Linked DNA regions of Homo sapiens: regions 1, 2, 3 and 4 are each linked to region 5. The links are chromatin contacts, found by Hi-C or POLR2A ChIA-PET in ENCODE. All regions are on one chromosome and are shown on one strand. Each heading gives the region's core, a stretch centred on a gene start or an enhancer-like site at or near the end of the contact. The rest is flanking DNA. Distances are from core to core; before and after follow the strand shown.

Region 1 (2,700 bases), core at 132-2,631, 270 kb before region 5:
ACACACACACACACACCACACACCCTTTTGTTCATTCTACAAACATTGAGTGCCTGCTGTATGTATGTCAGGCTCTGTTCCGGGCATTTGGGGACACAGAAGAGAACAAAACAGAAAAAAAAATCCCTGTACTTTTGGGACCAGCATCTATGGGAGAAACAAACATGATAAGCAGATAGATAGGTATAAAGATATATAATGTGGCCAGGAGCGGTGGCTCATGCCTGTCTTCCCAGCACTTTGGGAGGCTGAGGCAGCCTGATCACTTGAGGTCGGGAGTTCGAGACAAGCCTGGCCAACATGGTGAAACCCCGTCTCTACTAAAAATACAACAATTAGCCGGGCATGGTGGCGCACGCCTGTACCCAGCTACTCGGGAGGCTGAGGCAGGAGAATCATTTGAACCAGGAGGCGGAGGTTGTAGTGAGCCAAGATTGCTCCACTGGACTCCAGCCTGAGCGACACAGGGAAACCCTGTCTCAAAAAAAAATTATATATCTATATATATTTTTAAAAATTACATATCTATATATTTAAAAATTATATATCTATATATATTTTAAAATTATGTGTCTATATGTTTAAAAATTATATATATATTGTTTTAAATTATATTATATATATATATATATATATATATAAAATGTGTTGGGTGGAAAGTCTATGGGTAATCTAGAAAAAGGCAAGAGAGATGAGAGATGAAATGAGTGGAGGTTAGGTCAGGAAAGTCCTCCCTGAGGAGGAGGTGACTTTGAACAAAGACTTTTAGGCACTGAGGGAAAAGCCAGGAAGACATCGAGAGGAAGAGAGTTCCAGGTAGAGAACGGCCAGTGCACAGGCTTTGCGGTAGGACGGTGCCTGGAACATTGGAAAACCAGCAAAGCAGACCGGTTTCATGGAGGCAGAGAGAGGAGTGGAATGGAAGAAGAACAAAGATTTGTTTTGTTTTGTTTTGTTTGAGAAGGAGTCTCACTCTGTCGCCCAGGCTGGAGTGCATTGTCACAATCTTGGCTCACTGAAACCTCTGCCTCCCCAGTTCAAGCGATTCTCCTGCCTCAGCCTCCCAAGTAGCTGGGATTACAGGCGTGCACCACCATGCTCGGCTAATTTTTCTATTTTTAGTAGAGACAGGGTTTCACCATATTGGCCAGGCTGATCTTGAACTCCTGACTTCAAGTGATCCGCCCGCCTCAGCCTCCCAAAGTGCTGGGATGACAGGTGTGAGCCACAGCGCCAGGCCCTACACCCCAGCTTTCTAGCTGGATGTCTTTGGGATGGCTTTGGGGCCAGGCGATTACACTTCCTAAGCCTCAGTTTTGTCGGCTGAAAAATGGGGCTGAAAATGCGCAATTTGCAGTTGTTACCAGGCTTTGAGGTGAGACGTGTGATGTGCTGATCGCAGGTAGAAAGAGGGTAAGTGATACACCAGGTACACCTGGATCAAGGGACCCTGACAGGCCCAGCCGGCCCACAGGTCACCCCAGCTCACATGCAGGGCTGCCTGCTGGGCCCCATGGCAACGCCACACACAGAGACATCAAACAGGCCCTGCCGAGGAAGTCCCACGTCACTGCGGTTAGAGTGGCTCCTCCCAGCCCAGCCCCCGGCTGGCGGCAGTGACCCCCATGCCAGTCAGGGCCCCTGCCTCCTGTTGCCCTGGCGACCAGCTGTGTTATGGACTGAGCCGGGATCCCACCACATCCCTGCCCCCTCACCAGGGCACCAGCCACTCCCCACATCCGGAGAAGGACATTACACGGTGGCCCCAGCTCACCGTGACAAACTCAATTGCCTGGTGTCTGGAGCACCAGGAAAGACTTTGTCTACCTACATAATGGTTCAGAAGGGCAGAGAGGTCCCAGGGATCTGTGGGGACTCCCAGCCAGGTGCCTGAAATCCCCGGGGAAGGGTCCCAGTATTGCTCAAGGGCACTGGTGGGGCAGGTCAGACAGGAATAGACCCCAGGCCTGGCCCAGCCCCCACCTCAGGAATGACTCACCACCCACCCAGCTCCCGATGACATCAAGGCCTGGCCTGCCACCCTGACCTGGCCCCAGGCCAGAACTGGGGGGGCGCACCCAAGAAGTGTCACATCTGGCTGTCCCTGCCTGGCTGGGATCTGGTACGCAGAGGGTTAAGGAGAGCCCTTCTGGGGGTCTCCCCCCCATCCCATCCCCCCCACTTTCCCGGGGATTTCGGGCCCCAGCCCCTCTGACGTCACTGGGGGTTGCTATGGCAACTGGCCGAAGTTCCCAAATAAAATTACCGCGGGCGGGTTAAGTTTCCTAGGAGGCAGCCGACGGGTAAACAATGGCGGTGGCAGGCGGGGCCGGCGAGAGGCCGTCTCCCCCTCTTACCCCCGACTCTGCTGGGACCTGGGGGTCCCTGGGGCGAGGGGCAGGGTCCCCCTCCCTGCCCAGGATCTGAGAGCCCTCGAGCCAGCGAGGGGATTGGCGCCCAGATGAGGGACAGCGAGGCCACGACCCACATGAGCGGGGGATGGGGACGAGGGGTCTTTGGAGGGGAGGCTGGGGCGGCGGGGAACAAAGAGGGGACCGGAGGCCTGGGGATCCACCCTCCACACACCCTCCCCCCTAACCCCGCTCCCGGCCGGCCGCCAGTCCAGCTGTGGCTGTTCCCAGCTCCCTGGCTCCCCACATCTGGCGGGCCGCGCGCTCACTTCCTGTCGCCCCGGCTGCC
Region 2 (2,778 bases), core at 32-2,531, 260 kb after region 5:
AGCCTCCCAAGTAGCTGGGATTACAGGCATGTGCCGCCACACCCGGCTAATTTTGTATTTTTAGTAGAGACAGGGTTTCTCCATGTTGGTCAGGCTGAGTCTCGAACTCCCGACCTCAGGTGATCCACCCACCTCAGACTCCCAAAGTGCTGGGATTACAGGTGTGAGCCACCGCACCCAGCCAAAAAATAGCGTTTTAAAAAATTATGAGGTAGCTCAAGAGACAAGCTAATCATGTGATTTATCCAGAAAGGAAAGAACCCTCCTATCACATGATTCTCTGTTGATTAACGAAGAGGCCTCTGAAATATAAGTTTCCCACAGGGGGAAACTGGCTTAGAAAGATCAGAAAGATCCAGGAGGTCTGCTCTGTGCGGTGAAGCTTCTCTTCTTGGCACCTGCCTGGCATCGGAAGAGGGCCCCTTCTCCCTCCCTGGGCTTTTATGTGGACACTGTAATGCCTCAGTTTTCTTTCTTTCTTTTTGTTTTTGACACAGGATCTCACTCTATCACCCAAGCTGGAGTGCAGTGGCACCATCATAGCTCACTGCAGCCTCAAACTCCCCAGCTCGGGTGATTCTCCCCGCCTCAGCCTCCTGAGTAGTAGTAGCTGGGACTACAGATGTCTGCCACCAGCCTGGATTATTTATTTATTTATTTTGTAGAAACAAGAGTTTCGCCATGTTGCCCAGGCTGGTGTCAAACTCCTGAGCTCAAGCGATCCTCCTGCCTCGGCCTCCCAGAGTGCTGAGATCACAGGTGCGAGCCTCTGCACCCGACCTGTTTCCTCATCTGGAAAATGGCAGGGAAACGTTCTGCCAGCTGGGACGCAGGCTCTGCCAACTCTGGCATGCCAAAGCTCTGGGCACAGGGCGAGTCCCACCAGCGTGGGCGTCCAGAGCTATTTCTGACAAGACCCCTTTGCGCCTGCCCAGGGAAGAGCCAAGTGGCCCCAGGCAAGACCGCCCCGCCCGGCTGCCACACCTTCCCCTCAGAGCAGCCAGCCCCAACACAGAGGCCAAAGGGTTCGTCAGAGCCACATGGTGGAAACTCTAGCAGAGGGTTTTTGAAAGCAGGTTGCACTTCATTCTTACTGAGTGCACGTGTGTGTGTGTGTGTGTGTGTGTGTGTGTGTGTGTGTGTATGCAGCGCCCCTGGGTCTGTGTTTTTATTGCACTTTCCTGCTGGCTTCCAGCTGCACCGCCAGTTCCGGGGAGGGCCCTGGGCCAGCGGCTGTCCGCCCCCCCTCCTTCATAAAGTCCTGGCCTCGGGACAGCCTGCACAGCTGCCTAGCCTGTGGAGACGGGACAGCCCTGTCCCACTCACTCTTTCCCCTGCCGCTCCTGCCGGCAGCTCCAACCATGGGAGGCCGCGTCTTTCTCGGTAAGTACTTTGGGGCCCCGCTGGGAGGGGCGAGGAAGCTCCAGCGGGACCCCTTGGCTGCGTCTGAGAAACGGGAGGCGCCGCTGGTGTCTGTGGGGCCTGCGATAGAGGAAGCCACATGGTCAAGCAGGCACTCACGGGCACACGGCGAGAGGGGCTGGTGGTGCTTGGGCACCCCCACACCCCGGCAGGAACTCCAGGGTGCTCTTGGAGCCTGCTACCCTGCCTGGAGGGATCCTCAAGCTTTCTACTGGAGCCAGTCTGGCATCTGCTCCCTAAGAGGGGAAACTGAGGCACGGGGGAAGGAAAGGGGCAAAAAGTGAGTGCTGGGACCCTGAGAGCCGCTGTGCTTAATATAACGCATAGAAGGACATGGGCGGGGGTGGGGAAGCTAGAAGCCAGGACTTCTCCACTGCAAGGTACCCCCAATTTGTCCCTCGCAGTCTCAGCAGCAGGGGCAGCCCCCAGAGACCCCAGTTCTTGCTCCCCGCAGACCTGGCTGGGGCTCAGCTGCGGATCGAAGGGACTTTGCCTGGTTCTGGGTTTGAATTTGATTTTTGTTGTGACTTCCTGGGACTCCCTTTCCCGCCCCACCCAAGGTGACTGTAACGGTTATCAGGGTAGCTCGTTGCCTAAGCAACGGGGCAACAAAGAGAGTGAAGAAATGACATTTGGGGCAAAAACCAGAACTTCCTGGACCACAGGGACACAGCTTCCCTGGGCCAGCCCCAAGTGGCAGGTGTCAGCTCAGCACCCCGCCTTGGCTTGAGAGTGAGAGACAAGAGCCCACCTTGGGTTTCTTGGGGGCACACTTGTTGGGGGCAGTTGCCAAGACCTGGCTTCCCAAGGGTTCCACGCCCTGGCTGTCTGTGTCACCAGGGCCAAGTCAGAGAGCCTCTGCGCCTCACTTTTCTCATCTATAAAATGGAGCACAACCCGTCTCCGTCTTAGATTGTTTTAAGGGATGAGTGAGTTAGGACACAAACTATTCCTGGTTCACAGTAAGAATTAGGTAAACAGCATTTTAAAAGTGTTGGCTGGGCACAGTGGCTCACACCTGCAATCCCAGCACTTTGAGAGGCCGAGGCAGGTGGATCTCTTGAGCCCAGGGACTGGAGACTAGCCTGGGCAACACATCGAGACGTTGTCTCTACCAAAAACAAATTTTTTTTTTTTTTTTTGAGACAAAGTCTCGCTCTTGTCGCTCAGGCTGGAGTGCAATGGTGCAATCTCGGCTCACTGCAACCTCCGCCTCCTGGGTTCAAGCGATTCTCCTGCCTCGCCCCCATCCACCCCGAGTAGCTGGGATTATAGGTGCCTGCCACCATGCCCGGCTAGTTTTTTGTTTTAGTTTTTGTGTTTGTATTTTTAGTAGAGACGGGGTTTCACCATGAT
Region 3 (2,700 bases), core at 201-2,700, 320 kb before region 5:
TATGGATGAGTGGATAATCACTGTTTTTTTTTTTTTTCTGCTGTGCCTATCATTTAACTGAATGGAGGCAAAGCATGTGTTGGTTGGTACATTCAACAAGTTCTAGGTTAAGCGCCTACCTTCCAGGTGCTGCCGGTACAGTAAAGCACAGATGGGACAAACTCCTGCCTCCTGAGGCTCACAGTGGAGAGGGAGAGATTGAAATTAAGCAACTACCAAAGGTGGATCACTTGAGGTCAGGAGTTCAAGACCAGCCTGGCCAACATGGCAAAACTCCGTCTCTACCAAAAATACAAAAATTAGCCGGGCGTGGTGGTGGGCGCCTATAATTTCAGCTATTCGGGAGGCTGAGGCAGGAGAATCACTTGACCCCGGGAGGCGCAGGTTGCAGTGAGCCGAGATCGCACCACTGCACCCCAGCCTGGACGACAAGAGTGAAACTCCGTAAAAAAAAAAAAAAAAAAAAAAAAAAAAACCGCCGAAACAGATAAATAAATGGTAATGGTGAGAAGTATGAGGAAGGAAAAATGCAGGGTCCTCTGAGGACATTGGCAAGGAGCCGGGACGGGAACGGGTGATGGAAGCCATGGCCAGCTTCCAGGCCAGAGACGGTGGCCTACACAAGCTGAGTCAGAAAAAATGCTCAGAGGTGCTGGGGTTTGATTAAGTGTTAGGGTGAACCTCATGGAATTGCCATTTTAACAGGCCAAAAATGGTAAAAAAAAATTAGCAATTTCATATGACCCAAGATAGTATCTAGGGCATGGAAAGGAGGGGCGGGGTACTATACTAGTTTTGAGGCTCAAGGGATGACCTATGAACCCCCTAACCGAGCTTTGTTTCTGGAGAGGGGGTCCGCGGCCCGCATGAGCTCCCTCAGTGAGCCTGCGACCCCTCCGCCCCCACAAGAACCAAAACTTGACCCGGTGCCCAGAGAGGTTGAGTGAGTTTCTCGGGTCGCACAGCTGGGAGGGACGAGGGGCTGAGCCACTGCCAAGGGATCCCGCTGCTCTGTCTCGCTCACCGGCCGGGCTATGTTGATTGTCCCCTCGCGGCGCCCGGAAGCGACCCTCAGTAAACAAAGCCGTGTGTGGGCGCAGCCCCAGAAGCCTGGGGCGCGCAGTCCAGCCCAAGAGAGGCGGGGGAGGAATGTTGTGAATGAACCCCGGGCCCGCCCCGAAACTCCGCATAAGGCCTGGGCCGCGGGGGTCCTCCCACTCTGATTGGCCTCTGGCGCCCCGTGATTGACAGCGCCCCTCGCTGTGCGCTCTGGTTGGGTAAACAAGAAAAGACTGGCATCGCAGTCATCGAGTGAGCAGCGAGGCTTGGACACGGGTCTGGCGGCGCAGCCAATGGCGGGGGAGGGCCGAGGAGGCCGAGGGGGGGCCAATAGGGACAGGCGGTGGGGGCGGGACGACGGCGGAGCTAAAGCGGCGGCTGAAGCAGCTTCATTGTTGTGAAGAGTCTTAAAGGGGCCGCATCACCCTGCCGGCCCGGCGCGGGTCGGGGGTGGGTGCGGTAGGGGTCCCGGGGCGGCCGAGCGCAGAGGACGGACGGGAAGGAGGGCAGGGGGCGCGGGAGCCGGCGAAGCGGAGCGGGCATCGGACCGAGCCCCCCAAAGAGGCCCCGCCCCGGCCCTGGCCCCGGCCGGGCCGGATGGAACCCCCCGCGGCCAAGCGGAGCCGGGGCTGCCCCGCGGGACCCGAGGAGCGCGATGCCGGGGCCGGGGCCGCGCGTGGCCGGGGCCGGCCCGAGGCGCTGCTGGACCTCAGCGCCAAGCGGGTAGCCGAGAGCTGGGCCTTCGAGCAGGTGACCGCGGGGGAAGGGGGCGGGGGCAGGGACGCACCCCCAGCACCTTCCCCACCTGTCTTCTCCTCCCCCACAATCCCCAGACTCCAGAGCTAACCCAATCAGAGACACCCCCTGAGATTCCACCCCCAGGACCCTTAACCCTGCCTGGAAACACCCCCTCATCCTCCTGTTTCTGTCCTTCAAACCCAGTAACCCACCCCCATCCCTTCTCTGCCATCTCTGCCCCTCAGCGCCCCAGATCCCAAATCAGGACACTTCCTTCTTCTCCTACCAACCCCAGATCTCTGAGATCTGGCCCCCATGGCCCGCCTACAACCCTGGGCACCCCTCTTTTCCCGCCTTATCCCCCAACGGTACCCCTCTTTTCCCACCTTATCCCCCAACGGTACCCCTCTTTTCCCACCTTATCCCCCAACGGTACCCCTCTTTTCCTACCGCATCTTTATTCGCCAATCAGGGCACCCCATTCAGTCTTCAATCCTCTCTTCGGCCCCCCGCTTGGGGACACCCTGTCTCCCTCCATCGTAGCCTCTAGAGACTCACACTACCCCATTCCTGCTCTCCAGATCCCTACCGTACACCCCAAGTAAATAACTCCCCCATCTCTCCAGATTCCAGCTCAAGACACCCCTTTTTTCCCCATTCATTCCTGCCCTCGAGCCTCCAGATTCCACCTGTTCCTTGGGGACCCCTCTCTACTCCTCCAGATTCCTCTTTCGGGGCTGCCCGTCTTCTCCTGGCTTGCCGCAGGGATTACTGAAATGCCAGGGTCCCTCCTCCTCCCCACCTCATCCCCCTGACCTATCCTATCTCTTCCCATAGGAAAACAGCAGGGGCGGAGCCTGGGTGGTGGTCCCTGGACAGGTGCACCTAGAAGCTCTCTTCTGT
Region 4 (2,700 bases), core at 149-2,648, 450 kb after region 5:
TCTTGGAAGCCTGCTTTGACACCCCCAGCTCTGCCTGATTCCACAATCTTTCCCACTGTGCTGAGTTCTCTGGAGACAGTGCCTGCATCCCTCCAGTTCCCTGCTGTATCCGCGGTGCCTAATGTGGGACGTGGCCCAGAGCTGGTGCTCGGTATGCCTGTGATATTACTACATTAAAAGCAAAAACAAACACACGAACCAAAAAACCATCCTGGGCGTAGTGGCTCACATCTTCAATCCCAGCACTTTGGGAGGCTGGGCAGAAGGATCGTTTGAGCCCAGGAGTTTGAGACCAGCCTGGGCAACACAGCAAGACCCCCAACTCTACAAAAAATAAAAAATCAGTCTGGCATCCTGGGGCGCTCCTGTAGTCCCAGCTACTCGGGAGGCTGAGGCGGGAGGATCATTTGAGCCCAGGAGGTCGAGGATGCAATGAGCTGTGATTGTGCCACTACACTCAGCCTGGGCAACAGAGCAAGATCCCGTCTCAAAGCAAAACAAAGCACTTTGCAGGACAGTATTTGCAGCTCGAATCTTCCTTATTTCCTTGTGCATACCCCACAATTGCAGTGACATCAGGAAGGGGGTACAATGAACGTGTCCCTGCCCTCCCATGACTCCCCACGTCCCCCAAGACTTGGCCCGAGGCCGGGCGTGGTGACTGACTTCTGCGATCCCAGCACTTGGGGAGGCCGAGGCGGGCGGATCACTTGAGGTCAGGAGTTCAAGAGCAGCCTGGCCAACAAGGAGAAACCCCGTCTCTACTAACAATACAAAAAAGTAGCTGGGCATGGTGGTACACATCTGTAATCACAGCTACTCGCGAGGCTGAGGCAGGAGAATCGCTTGAACCCGGGAGGTGGAGGCTGCCAGTGAATCGAGACCAAGCCACTGCACTCCAGCCTGAAAGAAAAAGCGAGACTCCGTCTCAAAAGAAAAAAAAAAAAGACTCGACCCAGCTCTGCGCGTCGCATTCCTGCCCGAACCCCCACTTGTCGCCTCACTTTTGCTCCCTGGCTTTTGCTCAAGCCGTGCCCTTGGGCTGGAACGCCTCCACACTGAGGTGGGGTCATGCACGTCCTGTGGACTCCTAGTCTAGACCCAAACCCAGATACAACACCTGAGGTTAGAGCCCAGCCCTGGGGTGCCAGCCCTGGGGTGCCAGGTGTTCAGGCACCCGCGCCCCACGCCCTCTGGCTGCGCCTGCGCACTGGGCCTCACCGCGCTCCTTGCGTTCGGGGAAGCCGTAGTCTGGCGGGAAGGTTGGCATCTGCAGGGGGTCGGGCTCCACCGAGGCATCGCCCAGGTAGCGCCGGACCAGGTGGGCCCCCATGGCTGCAGTCGCTGCAGATCCCTGCAGCAGCCGAGGGTCACCTAGCTCCTACCCGGAACCACTGACCCCTCAGTCAGACACAGCTTCCGGGTCATTTAGGCAGCTGCGGAGATCATAGAGATGAAGGACTCCAGAGGATCGCTCCGGTCCGCCTGGCGTCACCTCGCGGACAGGCGGAGGCGGGACAGGTGCTGTGTCTCTTCGCAGGATATGGTTGGACCCGAGAGGGGACTTCCCTGAGCCTGGAAATCCATCTGGGCGGGGCAGAAGGGGACGGTGTGGGACTGAGGCCTCCCTCGACCCTATCTGGGGCTCTTCTGGTAGCCCGAGGCTAAAGCACATATTAAAATTATTTTTCATATCATTTTCCAAAAAGTTTTTTCTTTGAAAACATTCAAATTTCTCTTAAAAAAGGCACGATATCTATTATATCGTTAATGTATGTAATTTTGCATAAAGTCACTTTAAGAATTTTTTGTTTTTGGAGACACAGTACCTGTCGCCCAGACTGGAGTGTATTGGCGCGATCTCGGCTCACTGCAGCCTCCACCTCCTGGGCTCAAATTCTCTTGCCTCAGCCTCCTGAGTAGCTGGGATTACAGGCGCCCGCCACCACCCCCAGCTAATTTTTGTATTTTTAGTAGAGACGGGGTTTCGCCAGTTGGCCAGGCTGGTCTCGAACCCCTGACCTCAAGTGATTCCCCCGCCTCAGCCTCCCAAATTGCTGGGATTACGGGCATGAGCCACAGTGCCTGTCCAAGAAAGATTTTGATAAATTTAATTTAAATAAAAGTTATTCATAAATACAGTTATTATTATATTATTATTTTTTGAGATAGGGTCTCATTCTGTCGCCCAGGCTGGAGCACAGTGGCACAATCATAGCTCACTGCAACCTTGAACTCTTGGGCTCCAGGGATCCTCCCGCCTCAGCCTCTCAAAGTGTTGGGATTATGGGCGTAAGCCACTGTGCCTGGTCAAAAACAATTATTTAAAGCTGAAATTTCAAATAAATTATATATATATATGCAATCTTTATACAATTTTAAAATATATTAATATCTAATATTAATATCTAATATATATTTTTCCCCAGTCTGACAAAGCATGTATTAGGCATCTACTGTATGGTATGCTGGGTCCAGTGGTCAGACAGAAAGGCAGACGTGGTTCCTGTCTTTCAAGCTTACAGTCTAATGGAACAGAAAAACAGTCTAATGGAAAAAAAAAAATATGGGCCAGGGCAGTGGCTCACACCTGTAATCTCAGAGCTTTGGGAAGCTGAGATGGGAGGATCGCCTGAACTCAGGAGTTTGAGACCAGCCTGGGCAATATAGGGAGACTCTATCTCTACAAAAAAAAAAAAA
Region 5 (2,700 bases), core at 42-2,541:
TGACCATCTCAGTTAGAACCGAATGAACCTCGCTAAACCCAGACACTTTTCATCCCAAGCCAGGAGTGGTGGAAGAAGCCCCAGGGACTGGGTGAATGACGGAGCCTCAGTTGTGAAACGACCATTTATTGAGGGGCCCTCCATGGAGCCTAGAGCTCACTGCAAGACAGGAAATGAGAGGGGGCTCTGCCACCACCCCCTTACCCCAACGCAGGAAAGAGGATGCAATGAATCCCAACAAGACCAGCTCAAACTTGGCTTTGGAAGCACTGAAGCAATTCTCTACGTTCATAAACAGTCTGCTACCCCAGCCAGGGACAGACGCTTGCTTGGAGGACGGAGCACAAGCAGAGCAGCAGAATGACAGAGTGACAGGATGAGAGAGGCAGAGGGACCCAGAAAGATCCTGTCCCCCATGCCAAGTGACACAGAAGAAAAAAATAATGCTGGAGGTGGCTCTGGGAAATGTTCAGGGGGCAGGATGGGTTTGGAAGGGGGGGCTGTGCTAAGGTGAAGAGGGAAAGGGCAGGAGAAAGATGGCGGGGGCTGGAGGGGGGAGGGGTGTGGTCAGCAAGTGGCCAAGGTCCCTGCGCGGTGGAGGCAGACAGACCTCATCGCATTCCCAAACTGGTAGAAACCTGGGTCGGGGTCAGGCAGAGGATCCCATAGGTGAGAGAGGTGAGTGAGGAAGTGGGGGGATTAGAATCTGGGAAGAGGGGCCAGGAAAGGAGGGGGTAGGCTGGTGACAGGGGCCCATGTGGGGCCCCAGCGGTCATACGTGCCATGGTTGGCAGTGACAGCTGGGGGGGAGCACGGTCTTTGCAGCATGGGGCGGCCCTAGGGGAAGGGGACCCCTACAGGGGGTACTCTGCGGGCCCGCGGGCCCCAGCCTTGGACAGGCCGGGGCAAGGGGCGCTGGGGGGTAGGCAGAGAGGATGAGGGGCCCCGTAGGGGGAGGGGCCAGGCGATGATGGACAAGGCCAGGGCTGGCAGCGCAGGGCCAAGATCGGGGTCACAGCCCGGGCACTCACCGCTCTCCTGCTCGCTGCCCTTCTTGGCGGCGGCGGCGTTGCCCATCGCGGCGGCGGCGGCCGGGGCCGGTCCCGGAGCTGCGGCGCGGCGGGTGCTGGCTGCGGCCGGCGGCCCCGGAGCGCGCTGGGCGGCGGCGGCGGCGGCCCTCGGGCTGGCTGCGCTAGCTGCGGCGCCGCGACCCCCGCCCAGCCCCTGCTTCCCGCGTCTCTCCGCGCCCGCCCGCCCGGGAACCTCAGCCCAAGATCTCTGCCGCTGTCTGTGACGCCCCCGCAGCCCGCCGCTCATTGGCCTAGGCCGCCCTGACTGACGGCTCAGCGCCGCCTCCCATTGGCCCTCCCGCGACCTTCCCGCGCCACTATAGGCTCTCAGCCTCGGGACACGCACCGCGGACTCTCGGCCATTCACTCGCTCGCGAGGCCGCAGCTGGGCGGGCAGACGCGTCCGATTGGCCGAGACGCTGGACTGGGCCCGGGGTCCGCCCTGCGAGGCCGCCGATTGGCGGAGGTGCCGGGTCCGCCAAGCCCCCCAGCAGAACGCTCAGTGTCAATCCGGGGGTGAGAGGGCGGGGCGGAGACGCAGTCTGCGGGCCCGGGCCGGCGGGGCGGGGCGGCGGAGGCTGGCTGGCGGCCGCGCAGCGCTCCGAGGCTCAGGAGGCGGCCCCGGCGGGCGCCCGGCCGGCCCCGCGCGCGCCGCAGTCCCCCGCCCCCGCTCAGTGCGGCAGCGGCTGTCGGCCAGCCGGAGTTGGCGCCGCGGCCTGCCCGGCGCAGCCGCTGTCCACCTGCCAGCGGGGGAGGGGCGCGGCCGGCGCGCGGGTCAGAGGTCGCCCGGCCGCCGCCGGCGTCATTCATAAGGCCTGGCGCTGGGCGGCCGAGGCCAGGCCTGCTTGGGGGCCAGGCCGCGGGGCCTCCTGGGTTTTCCCAGCCGCACTCAGGAGGATGCCGGGCCCGGCGCAAGGGGTGGCTGGGAAGGGGCGCTCAGTGTCCACCCCTTTGCTGGGCCCTAGCCCTGGGCTCCTGCCAGTAGTAAGAGCTGGCACCCACTTAACGCTCCTTCGCACCACACTCCCATCGCGTAGGTGCTACCATCATCACTCCCATTGCACAGATGAGGAATCTGGGGTACAGCCAGGCAGATTCCCTGCTCCTGTTCCCCGTCTGTATTTCCTGTCTGGGCAATGCGAAGGGAACCTGCCCCTTCCTTCAGGATCCTCTTTCAGTACACACTTAGCAGAGGACAGTCGGGGTTTCCCAACTGCGACACTACTGACGGTGAGGCTGGATCATTTTCTGCTGGGGGGTGTCTTGTGCACCACTGGGTGTTGAGCAACATCCCCCGCCTCTACCCACTGGATGCCAGTAGCCCCTCCTCTATCTTCCTGCTGGCTGTGGCAACCGCTGTCTCCTGACATTGGTGAATGTGCTCTTGCGGGGCCGAACTGCTCCTGATTGAGAAGCACTTAAGAGAGGGTCAGGGGAGGGGAGAAGCCAGGTCACCCCGACTCGGAAGGGCTAGCTGGGCTTAACTACAAGCCGATCTGCTGCTTCGACTTGAATAGCCTCCACCTTCTCCAGCTGCTGTCTGCCCCCATGTTCCCAGATCAACCACAGTTCCAGGGAGGGAGAGTCAGAGCCTTTCTGTGAACTATGGGGAAATGGCTGACCACTCCGC

Evidence for each region. Hi-C counts contacts between places; a loop is a spot of excess contacts on that map. ChIA-PET counts read pairs that join two places held with the same protein, here RNA polymerase II (POLR2A). Pooled maps may share reads with other maps.
Region 1: a pooled map shows a loop between it and region 5 (4-fold over the local background). The contact joins the enhancer-like site here to the promoter of PRKACA in region 5. A Hi-C loop is called at or near these places in 1 of 168 maps with a recorded cell type or tissue (gastrocnemius medialis) and 9 of 50 pooled maps. POLR2A ChIA-PET finds 5 or more read pairs at or near these places in 2 of 52 experiments (BJ and activated B cell).
Region 2: a pooled map shows a loop between it and region 5 (3-fold over the local background). The contact joins the promoter of ADGRE5 here to the promoter of PRKACA in region 5. A Hi-C loop is called at or near these places in 4 of 50 pooled maps. POLR2A ChIA-PET finds 5 or more read pairs at or near these places in 7 of 52 experiments (CD4-positive, alpha-beta memory T cell, GM12878, WTC11 and 4 more).
Region 3: a pooled map shows a loop between it and region 5 (9-fold over the local background). The contact joins the promoter of ZSWIM4 here to the promoter of PRKACA in region 5. A Hi-C loop is called at or near these places in 9 of 50 pooled maps.
Region 4: a pooled map shows a loop between it and region 5 (22-fold over the local background). The contact joins the promoter of NDUFB7 here to the promoter of PRKACA in region 5. A Hi-C loop is called at or near these places in 1 of 168 maps with a recorded cell type or tissue (gastrocnemius medialis) and 7 of 50 pooled maps. POLR2A ChIA-PET finds 5 or more read pairs at or near these places in 1 of 52 experiments (H1).

Annotation. Positions count from the first base shown.
Region 1 is chr19:13,845,121-13,847,820 of GRCh38, forward strand. No RefSeq gene overlaps it. Among named protein-coding and RNA genes, the nearest start is that of MIR23AHG, 3.6 kb to the left of the region's middle. RefSeq lists an enhancer at 1,871-2,050 and a silencer at 2,631-2,700. Within about 2 kb of position 1,382, at least 41 of the 41 ENCODE cell types and tissues checked have a DNase peak (open chromatin) inside an H3K27ac peak, as active enhancers do; they include gastrocnemius medialis, where a contact is called at or near this core.
Region 2 is chr19:14,380,163-14,382,940 of GRCh38, forward strand. It overlaps ADGRE5 (adhesion G protein-coupled receptor E5), which reads left to right and starts at 1,282. Exons shown (of 20, transcript NM_078481.4): 1 at 1,282-1,383. The coding sequence starts at 1,362. RefSeq lists a silencer at 2,631-2,770.
Region 3 is chr19:13,793,993-13,796,692 of GRCh38, forward strand. ZSWIM4 (zinc finger SWIM-type containing 4) reads left to right here and starts at 1,451. Exons shown (of 14, transcript NM_001367834.3): 1 at 1,451-1,809. The coding sequence starts at 1,657. RefSeq lists silencers at 1,085-1,574, 1,595-1,804 and an enhancer at 2,045-2,114.
Region 4 is chr19:14,570,668-14,573,367 of GRCh38, forward strand. It overlaps NDUFB7 (NADH:ubiquinone oxidoreductase subunit B7), which reads right to left and starts at 1,399. Exons shown (of 3, transcript NM_004146.6): 1 at 1,222-1,399. The coding sequence starts at 1,333. RefSeq lists an enhancer at 1,331-1,620.
Region 5 is chr19:14,116,471-14,119,170 of GRCh38, forward strand. It overlaps PRKACA (protein kinase cAMP-activated catalytic subunit alpha), which reads right to left and starts at 1,292. Exons shown (of 10, transcript NM_002730.4): 1 at 1,032-1,292. The coding sequence starts at 1,077. LOC124904642 (a long non-coding RNA gene) reads left to right here and starts at 1,744. Exons shown (of 2, transcript XR_007067144.1): 1 at 1,744-2,700. RefSeq lists silencers at 873-942, 1,353-1,912.